Regions from separate parts of the Homo sapiens genome. Here region 1 is linked to region 2. Evidence: chromatin contacts called from ENCODE Hi-C data. All regions are on one chromosome and are shown on one strand. The core of a region is the stretch at or near the end of the contact, and the rest is flanking DNA. Distances in the headings are between cores, read along the strand shown. Region 1 holds the start of ZNF10 (zinc finger protein 10). Region 2 holds the start of SFSWAP (splicing factor SWAP).

Evidence for each region. Hi-C counts contacts between places; a loop is a spot of excess contacts on that map. Pooled maps may share reads with other maps.
Region 1: a loop to region 2 is called in a pooled map, with 30 times the contacts of the local background. The contact joins the promoter of ZNF10 here to the promoter of SFSWAP in region 2. A Hi-C loop is called at or near these places in 2 of 50 pooled maps.

Annotation. Positions count from the first base shown.
Region 1 is chr12:133,128,279-133,133,421 of GRCh38, reverse strand. It overlaps ZNF10 (zinc finger protein 10), which reads right to left and starts at 2,795. Exons shown (of 5, transcript NM_015394.5): 1 at 2,668-2,795. ZNF891 (zinc finger protein 891) reads left to right here and starts at 3,148. Exons shown (of 2, transcript NM_001277291.2): 1 at 3,148-3,195. RefSeq lists enhancers at 1,161-1,330, 2,413-2,692 and silencers at 2,743-2,982, 3,353-3,532.
Region 2 is chr12:131,707,537-131,713,062 of GRCh38, reverse strand. SFSWAP (splicing factor SWAP) reads right to left here and starts at 1,973. Exons shown (of 18, transcript NM_004592.4): 1 at 1,616-1,973. The coding sequence starts at 1,833. RefSeq lists enhancers at 1,739-1,808, 1,899-2,188, 2,329-2,418.

The DNA.
Region 1 (5,143 bases), core at 1,546-4,045, 1.4 Mb before region 2:
ACTTCATATTCATTCACTCTGACATGTGACTATACTTAACCAGCACTCACATTGACAGGTACAACCTCGTCAGGAACCGCATTTCACTTGGGGACATGGAGTACATGTTCATTAATAAAGAGAACAGGGTCTCTTCAAGTTCTGAATAGGTTTACCAGTATTTGCTTCAGCAAAGGGCAAGGTATGATCAGCAAAAAGGACCCAGCAGCCACAAAGTTAAAACTCGGTAACCAATAGACATGGCAAAGATATACTTAAAGATACAAAAGGCAAAGATCCTGCATCTGTCAAAACTCAGCAAATGTACACTTAAGATTTGCGCTTTTCATGTTATGTAAATTTTACATCTAAAGAAAAATCTAAACAAATATAGAATTCTAATTAATAATACATACGTATTCTGAAATTTTTAAGGAATACGTACCCATGTCAATTTACTTTGAAAAAAATTTAAAAATACAATGAACTGATGGATAAAAAGAGGGACAGATGGGTATGTGTTAAAATTAGGTACAGTAAAATATTAATGGTAGAGTCTAGATGGGAAGGTTTATAAGTATTCACTGTAAACTTCTTTTAATTTAGCTGTATGCTCAAAATTCTTCATAATAAAATTTTGAACAGGAAATGTTAGGATCAGTCAGCAAGGAGATATTGTGTGGAAAGAGGAAAAAATAATGCTCTTGGATGTTCATTACGAGTCAAAGAGGCACATACACAGACAAAGGTGGCCTATATCATATCTTGTCCCAACCTTGCTTCATAGCCAGAAGAATTAAAAGCCCTGGCTGACATGAGACATGCTAGAAAGAGTACTGCTGATGAAAGTAAAAGAGTCTCTTGTAGGCACAACAGAGATATTAACAATAAGAAATTTCTTTTTCCTTAAAATACTTTTTTTTTGAGACGGAGTTTCGCTCTTGTTGCTCTTGTTAATTTAAGATGTGTATCTCAAATCTCTGCCCTTGTGACTGGCATATGTTAATTAGCTGGGCATGGTGGCTGGCGCCTGTAATCCCAGCTACTAGGGAGGTTGAGGCAGGAGAATTGCTTGAACCCAGGAGGCAGAGGTTGCAGTGAGCCAAGATCGAGCCATTGCACTCCAGCATGGGCAACAAGAACAAAACTCTATCTCAAAAAAAAAAAAAAAAATTCTCAGATTTTCTTGACAATTGAATATAATCTATAAACAGAACTGTTTTTATTCTTACTCATCCTTTATTCTTCTAGTAAGAATTGCCTAGTAAGGTTTTGAAGTTTTTCTCATATAGTTCACATATATTTCTAGCTAAAATTATTTTCTTCCTATTGTGAAGACTTTTTAAAAATAAAAGTATGTGCTAACTTGTTGAGGACGGCAATCAATCTATTAGCTTATATATTTCCTTTTCAGTCACTTTACTACAAATTATTGATAGTAATTGAATCTCTTCTCATTTTGGGGACTTAATTAGTTAATTAATTAACAAGGATAATTTTGTAATCTCTTTTCCAGAAGGTAAGCCTCATATCTACTTAAATATTGTCCTAAGTAGAATTTCCAGACAGTGCTTATATAAAATACTGATAAGCAGAAATTCTCATTTAATTTATGATGTGTATCTCAAATCTCTGCCCTTGTGACTAGCATATACTAAGAGCTAAAGAAATGCATGCTGAGAGAAGTAATCAAAAAACAAATGTAACTTTCAAAAAGAGGCAGGAGCGTGTGCAACTTACCATCCAAGAGGCTTTGGAAGATGGGGGACAATTTTAGTAAAACAGAAGAGATTAGTTATGTCACAAGAGAAAAGTTAGTGTGGAGGTAATTTTCAAAAGGGTAGGGAGGATTTGTGCTATCCAGTTCTCGGAGACCTAACTGCAGTCATTTCTAACCTAATAACACTTGTTGGCTGGCATTCTGGGTGACATCCTGCCTTCCCTTTTACTTTTTTTTTTTTAATTAACAGTATCTTTCTGCAATTAATGTATAGCTGGAATTGAAATTGTTCACCTTCTGCATACACTTTGGGTGGGATCTACGTACGAAATCTTGATGTTAACCTTATCTTTGACACTCATATTATGTGTTAGATGGCGTATATATATCTAGTGTCAAGGGAAAATAAAAATATAGTAATTAAACTTATGATCTGTCTCTGAAAATAAAAAAAATAGATTAACCACACAAACACGCCTTCAGTTAATCTATCTGATTAAAAAACAAAACAAAGATGAGGAAGCTAAGAGCTAGAGATGCAGGATTTGTTTTTAAAAGACCACACACGAATCGGCGTCACTATTTCAACAAATACTAGAAAGGCCATATGCAAAATTTTAAACATCTATCCCAGCTGGGGGGAAAAATGGAAGTTAGACTAGAAGAAACCTTATTTTGTATTACTGAAAATATCTGGTTCAAACTTACCACCACCGCCGCCCACTCTGCGTCAATCTCCAGGTGCAGCCGTTATTCTCCACAGAACAAGAACGTCCGCCGTGAACGCCGGGGCCGCGCGAGGGACAGAAAGTGACTGAGGCAAGGGGTGACGATCACCGTTAAATTTTTTCATTGACGAAATTACCGTCTACCTAGAAATACGAAGCTAATACACTGCTACATTACTAAAGGGCTCAACACGCGCCTGATGACGATGCAAACACAAAATTCAGCACTTTCGTATATACCTGCAATAAGCAACTAGAAGGTTCGATGGGAGAAAGCGATCCCGTCACAAAGGCAGCAGCAACAGCAAAACAGAGAACGCGACTCCATTCACCAGCGGAGCGCGAAGAGCGGCGTCAGAGGTGAGTCTGAGGCCGGCTCGGCACGGCGGCGCCACCTCCCCGTGGCCTGACGTCACGCACGCGCACGCGCCCCGCCCCCATTGGTCCTACGCCCGCCCCTGCTGCGAACGCACGCACACGCACCCACAACACACACCGTTACGCACGCGCCCCAGCCTGGCGTTCAGGCCACGCTCCGCCCCCAGCCCGTCAGCCGCGCGCCCCGGGACCCTAGAGCCGGCGATTCGTCGCCGGCGCCGCAGCCGCCACTCTGTGCCGGACCCTGCGGGCCTTCGGCCCAGAGCGCGTCCGTGACGCACAGACCAGGCCCCTCTGCGGGGCGGCGCAGGAGCTCCTGGGAAACGTAGTTCGGCCTCGCGTCCCCCTCGGGCGGGACCGCGGACGCCTGGAGGCAGGCACTGAGGACGGGTGAGCATGCGGGCCTGTGGCTCGTTCACCCGGGACAAGTCCCTCGTGGGATCAGCCTGGCCCGCTGAGTTCTCCTGCGTGCAGGGATCGCCTCACGGGAGTCTGAGCAGCAGGGAGCCTGCCCGGGAGGCGGCGGTGGGAGAGGCCCTTGAGGGAGGAGGGGCTACTTACCGGGTGCGAGTGGAGCGCGGGGAGCGAGTGGGGACCAGGGGCGCGCGGGGCGGAGGGGTCCCGGGCTGGCTGCGGGTGCCACGCAGGGAGCGCTGGGGGGCCGGGGATGCGCGTTTGCCTCCTTCTCTAAGCAACACGGGAGGGCTAAAGGGTGCACGCCTCTGTCCAGCAGCCTCTCTTGAATCTCTAAACCTAGTAATGAGTTGAATCACAGCCATCGTTTTTTTCACCTATTGCCTTATACTGTGGTTGAATGCGATATGGTTTTATTTCTTTAATACTCTGGTGTATTCAATTGGCTGTTTCCCTTTGACTTCACCTATGCTCACAAGATTGTGTTTTAATCTTTTTGTGTACTATCCTTGCCCGTTATACTAACAAGATTTTACAAGCTTCATGAATAATTTGGACAGCACAGTCTCTCTTCTATTCTGTAAAACAGGTCACCACCCCTCACCGCCCCCCGCCCGCCTCCAAAAGTTTGGTGCTATTTGGTCTTAAAATATTTAGTACGCATTTAACTTCTGACTCAATTTTTTTTTTTTTTTTTTTTGAGACAGAGTTTCGCTCTTTGTTGCCCAGGCTGGAGTGCAATGGCGCCATCTTGGCTCACAGCAACCTCCGCCTCCCGGGTTCAAGTGATTCTTCTGCCTCAGTCTTGTGAGTTGCCGGGATTACAGACATGAGCCACCACGCCCAGCTAATTCTGTATTTTTAGTGGAGATGGGGTTTCTCCATGTTGGTCAGGCTGGTCTGGAACTCCCGACCTCAGGTGATCAGCCTGCCTCGGCCTCCCAAAGCGCTGAGATTACAAGCGTGAGCCACCGCACCCGGCCCTGACTCAATTTTTTAAAAAGTCTCATTGATTAGGTTTTTTAGTTCGTATTCTGTTTTAGATACCTTTCCTAGATAATTGTTTTTAATCTAATTTTTCAAATTTATTGGCATAAAATTGCCCATGCTATTTTATCACTGTAAGTAATTTCTATGGTGATTTTTAAAATCACCACTTTTTAATATTTTACTGCTGTAATTGTTATTTTTTTCTTTTTTGAACCTAATTATCTAGGCCTTTTTTTCTTGATTACTCCTATAAGGTATATGTGTACATAGTCTTTTCAAAAATGTAGATTTGGTTTTGGTTTTTTTGTTGTTTTGTTTTGGTCTTTTTTGGGGAGGGGGGTCCTATTACAGTAAGTTTTGCTCTTAATTTTTAAATTTTTCTTTTACTTTGTCTCTGTTTTTCTACTTTTTTTTTTTTTTCGAGACAGAGTTTCACTCTGTCTCCAGGCTGGAGTGCAGTGGCGTGATCTCGGCTCACTGTAGCCTCTACCACCCGGATTCAAGCGATTCTCCTGCCTCAGGCCCCACCACGCCCGGCTAATCCAGCTAATTTTTGTTTTTGTTTGTTTGTTTGTTTTTGAGACAGAGTCTCTCTCTCTCGCCCAGGCGGGAATGCAATGGCAGGATCTCTGCTCACTGCAACTTCCACATCCCGGGTTCAAGCCATTCTCCTGCCTCAGCCTCTGGAATAGCTGGGATCACAGGCGCACACTGCCATGCCCGGTTAATTTTTTGTATTTTTTAGTAGAGACGGGGTTTCACGGTGTTGCCCAGGCTGGTCTCGAACTCTTCAGCTCAGGCAATCCGCCCGCCTTGGCCTCCCAAAGTGCTAGGATTACAGGCGTGAGCCACCGTGCCTGGCCATCTGCTTCTTGATTTGACTGGGTAATTAATTTACTACTCTTTATTTGTGCTCCAAGAAATGTGTGTGTAC
Region 2 (5,526 bases), core at 724-3,223:
GGAAAAAGGCCCAAAATTCCAAGGTAGTCAAGTTACTGCATTTCATTAAATTTCAAAATTAATTGGATTTTGATGTAAACCTCCTTAACTTACAAATGTAGATTATTATTAAAAATATTATACATGTACATGTGCGGCGTTTGCTCCCCACCAGTTTTGGAAGACCTAACTCAAATCATGTACAGAATGATAGGAAAACTGTACAAAGAGCTCAGACTTCATTGCTTACCAAACTTTAATGATAAATAACACAAGTGACACTTTGGAAAAGCAAGCCTGACAACTCAGGCGACACATTCAATATAAACCATGGTGTGAAGGCACAGCACGCTTGAGCACAGCACGGAGCCATCAGATCCAGACATGATCTGATTCCGCGGCCCTCCCTTCACCAGTTCTCGTTTTCGAGCTCTAATTCCAAAAGGAAACGTCAGGGATGGAAAAAGGCCTATTTGGTCATTAATGTGTCCATTCTGGCCAGCTCAGAGGTCATCCCTACAGTCATGCTCCAGGGCTATGAAGAATCCAGTTTTAATGGTCTCAAACGATGGGCTTTCTTCACGTGGAGAGACTATTCCACAGTTTAATGGTTGGTCATGGTTAGCTTTTCAGTCCGGGCCCCAGAAGTAGCCGAACAGGCAAAAAAGAAAAAAAACCACCCCACAACAACCCCAAAACCCAGAGACGAGGGGAAGGGGGATTGAAAAAATGGGAAGAAAGAGGGGAGCAAACCACCTACATCATGTAATGTTATCCTTTTCAAATCAAACGCCTTTAGAAATCCCTAATCCCAGGCCCCCACTGCCCATAATCGCTAGACACCCTCGAGTGACGACCTAAAGCAGGTTTGATTTGAAAAGAAACAACACATCTATATCCCAGCTCCACCCTTCAGTCTTAAGAGACAGTGAAACCAGCCCTAAGAACACTATCTCTTCCAAGAGCAAGGCCAGGGTCCGCACGAAGTCAAGTGGCCACCAACTGACGGGCAACTTTGCTCACTACCTCAATCTGTCAAACTCGTCGGATTATCACCGGGAAATCAAACGTCATGCCGGCAAAGTACGGGCGCTCCACTGAGGGCTCTGGGGGCATAACAGGTTAAGGCTAACTCACAGGTCCAAGAGACACTTCTAGCCACTGTCTCAGTGAGCGGCGGTTCGGAAGAATAAAGGCACGCCTCCCAGGGTACCCTCCCAGTACACCGAGCAGTGAGAGCGCGGCAAGTAGAAAAGCAGCGCACGACCCCATGGCATCGCCGGGCGGCAGGCCCAGGTGCACTCAGGAAAAGACCCTGGGCACTGGCTGCTTTCACCGCGCGGAATCGCCAACTGCAGCCCAGCGACAGGGTGAGGGGTCGAGAGGGGCTGCGGGACCAGAGACGATCCCTCCGGAGACGGACGCGGCACGCAATTCCAGCCAGTGCCTTAGGGCAGGTTTCACCGTCCCCCTCCCCACCAGAACACCAGGAGGAGGTGGGGACAGGGGAGGGGGTGTCCCCCAGATCCCCGCTGGCTCCAGAAAACTCTCTGCAGTCCTTGCAGTCAAGTCAACATCAGACGAGATCAAGCGGGTGAGGGAAGGGAAGGATCGACGGGTGGGGAGAGGAACCGACCTGTCGATGAGGATCTTGTGGTCCCCCATCCAGGGGATGAGGTGCTGTCCCTGTTCCTGAGCCAGGGCCCGCTCGTCGTCCCGGAACAGCTTGCAGGCATAGCCGAAAACCAAGAGCTCCACTCGGCTGCCCCCACCGCCGGCACCGCCTGGCCCGGCCTCCTCCTTCGCGCCGCTTTTCCTCTCGGGTTTGGCGCGGCCCCCGCTCGCGCCGTACATGACAGCGTCCCCGGCGTCCAGGCTGGTCCTCTTCTGTGCCGCGCGACGTCCCTGATACCTCCACTTGGCCTACCCCTTCAGTCAAAGACCCCGCATCCCGTACCCAACCTCAACACCGCCGCCATAGCGGGCCACAAAATGGTGGAGGGGCAGCTTCCGGCAGGAGAGCCCGCATTTCCGGCGAGCGGACCGGCAGATTCGCCTAGGCTTGGAGCTCTTTTAGCCGCTAGGAAATATTTTGGCTTTAATTTTCGCATTCAGGTGTGCCGCCACAATAGGCGCTGCTGTATTCAGTGGAAAGTGCAATTTTAATGTCCGTTTTATCGGGCAGCCGTCAGGACGTGGCGAAAGCGCAGCGTGGGATCGCGCGCCGGCTTCCGCTGCGGCCAGTCGGGCGGCGACGGAGTCGGAGGGAGGGGCCCGGCGCGCTCTGGGCCTTGGGCGAGTCCTCGTGGGTGGCGGGTTGCTGCAGCCTGCCACATGTGTGGAGGCCTCGGGTCCACCCCGAGCCTCCGCGCCCCTCACCATGTCCGAGTCGCTGGGGCCGTGCGTGCTCTGCCCAGGGTGGCGATGTCCTTTTCCTTGGCCCCGTTTCCTTCTCCATCCCTAGGGGGACTTGGTCCCCGACCCGCCCACCTTTGAAGGTTTCCGAGGCAGCAGAGGCCCCTGCGCTGCAAATCACTCGCGGGTGGCGAGATTTCGGAAACCTGAGACCCTTGTCGCCGGGAGATGGTCTGGCGGGGCAGGGAGACCCCAGTCTGGAGACTGGCCACCTGGATACGGTGCAATTTTGCTTGGTGTGTTTCCTCCTGGGCCGCAGTTTTCCCATCGGTGGTTCCATTAGGATCTTTCGGTCCCTTTTAGCTCAGTAATTTCAGGTCAGACAAAGGGCCTGGAGTGCAAAATCTTAGGCTTTGGGATGGGATGGGATATCCCCATGTTTGCCCTTGAGTGGAAAACGATGACAGATCGTCTCCTTTCTGGGCCTCAGATCCCCTCTCCATAAAAATGGAATCTTTCTACCAGTGATGTTGAAATGAGATAATGTATATGAACCTTTAACTGATTTTTGGAAATTAAGAAACAGGCAGTTCCCACCAAACGTCTTTTGTTGTGGTTTCCCCTGACTGGGTCATGCTTCTGTCTTCATTTGCCAGGCTCCTTACCCAAGTTTAACTCAGTCATCCATTTCTCCACCTGGCCTTATGTGTCTACGTTGTCTGGAGTTTCCCCTCACTGGTGGCTAACTTGTGCCTTCCGATTTGTCTGTGTACCTCTCATCACCACCTTAGGTTACATCCTGTGTTCAGCATCCCACCAGAATTAGCTTTAAGAGATCAGGGACATTGTTGGGGTCACCTTAGCATCCTCAGCACCTAGAATGGTGCTTAGCACACTGTGGGCCAAATACTGGTTAATACCTGTAGAATGAGCCGGGCCAGCAGCTGAGCATGCGTGGCCAGGCCATCATCTTCCTATCTAACTCTACAAGACTGCTCTGCCACTGCTGAGGAAGATGTATGTGTCATGGTTACTTGATAAAAACACTGTTGTTTGCCCCCAGGCATTTACTAGTTTGTTTCGGTGCTGGGCTCCCTTCAAGCTTTCCCTTGGGTTCAGGTGTGGGGTGCTAAAGCAAATAAGGAGGCCATTAGCTTGAGATCAACTCTGTAACACCAGCTCCTATGCAAGCAAACCAAAACCCAATCAAGTAATTTTTCTGCTTCCGTGTTGGGTCTATAAAAGCTTGCTGCTCATGCTGCTGAGTGGAACTCTCTGAACCTCTTCTGCTTCTGCATGCTGCCTGATTCATGAATTGTTTTCTTGCTCGAATAAACTCGAATTTGTTTTGTGTAAAGTTTCTCTTTTAACAGTTCTGGTGTCAGAAATGGGATCTGAAGGCCCCCCTATTCCCTCAATGATGACCTCTGGGAACAGTGACTAAACAGATGCAGGTGCTTCATTGTGCAGGACAGTTCTCTGTATAGCCTTGGGCCTACCCACTTCTCCCTCCTTTTCCTTTGTAGTTTTCAAGAGTAACTGCATAACGAGCTGGGATGCAACATCCTGAGATAGGGAGGGACTGGCTGAAGTAGCCCAGGCTCTGTTCCAGTTCTCCCCTAGAAATAGAAGGTCCTTCAACACTTTAGCCCAGTGATTCATGTGACATGTGGTATGTAATCTGGGTGGGCTGCTCTTCGGGATCTCTTATCTGTGGTGTAAGTGAGGAATACGCAGTAGAGATTTCATCCACCTGGGCAACTTTCTGAGCTTTGGGGGGATTGGCTCACAGTGAGTCCTAGTCTTCGTCTCCTACCACCTGTCTATAGGTAATAAATGCACTACATGTAAATTGTTGCTTATGAGAATTCAGAACAGGTTGGTAACCAGTGCCCGTGGGCCTGCTTCACACACTGAGCCATTTGTGCTCAGGGCTTCTCACTGCACATTTGGAGGCCGCCACTTGTAGGCCCTGCTTGGATACAAACTCTACAACTTGTGTCAAATTCTTAAAGTTTATTTGAGCATTTTTGATCTGAGCTGGGTCCAGAAGTTACAACAGAAACTGGGACTGGATCCAGTACAAGGCCTATGGGAGCAGGACTGAGTCCAGTAGGAGGCTTATGGTAGGAAAGGGTATGAGAATACAGGGAATGATGCCTTCATTTGGATCCAAGGAGTCTGAAACTCCTCCACCTGGAACTCCAGCCAATTTCATGTATAAGAACCTATGAACCCAGAGTCTGCACTTTTCCAGAGAAATGGGTGAACCTACCAAAGGTAATCTAAGAGTTAACAGTGGTCAAAGTGAGGAAGTTTTAACCTAGATAAAATTGTTCACTTGCAAGACATTAGAAAAGAAAGGATATTTGCAGGACTAGGTCTGAAAGGAATAAAATAAAATATTAAGAAAGGACAAAAAACACCTCAGAAACAAAAGGATGTATTTTGATTGACATGCAGAGGCTTCTAAAAGGTTAAATGAACCAAAAATTGCCTTTCTAAATGACTTCTTACAAAAAGCAAATGAAAAACTTAAGCAGCTAATTTATGAGAAAAAAAATTGTATTTTGATGTATTGAACTCACTGTACATTCTATCTTTCTATCCTTCTCTGCCTACTCAGAATCTCCTAACTTCTTATCTCAGTTACCTTCCTACCCCAAAGACAAAAAGAAAGCTAAACAAATGCCTTATATAGTTAGGCCCTCAGATTAATAAGTCTGCTTCTTTAATCACTGTTATGCCTTGTTCAGAAATCTTTTGAGTTCAGAGCAACAGTGAAAGGTTTCAAAGGAAAGCCCCCAGAAATTTTCTTGGAGGTAAAAAATTCTCCTGGAGTATATGATCCATGATTCCTTGATCTTTCCCAATTTATTCATATGATACTGGGACTGGTGATACTTGAAAATGGATGGCTGAGGTCAAATGGGAGGTACTTGAGAAAGATATCAAAGATCTAACCATTCAGTCTTTCAGGGATGGACTAAAAACCGGCTAGGGAAATCTCATATGTCAAAATAAAGATCACAAGATCTTAAATTTGGAAAGGAGAACTTTATTTCTGAGAAGAGTTGCAACCCACAGCCTGGGAAGCAGACCCTCTGGCTGAGACAGAAAGTAGGCACTTTGAAGGAAGAAGGGTGGGAGAGGAGTTTTATGCTAAACAGGTTGGCTAAACATACATATTTA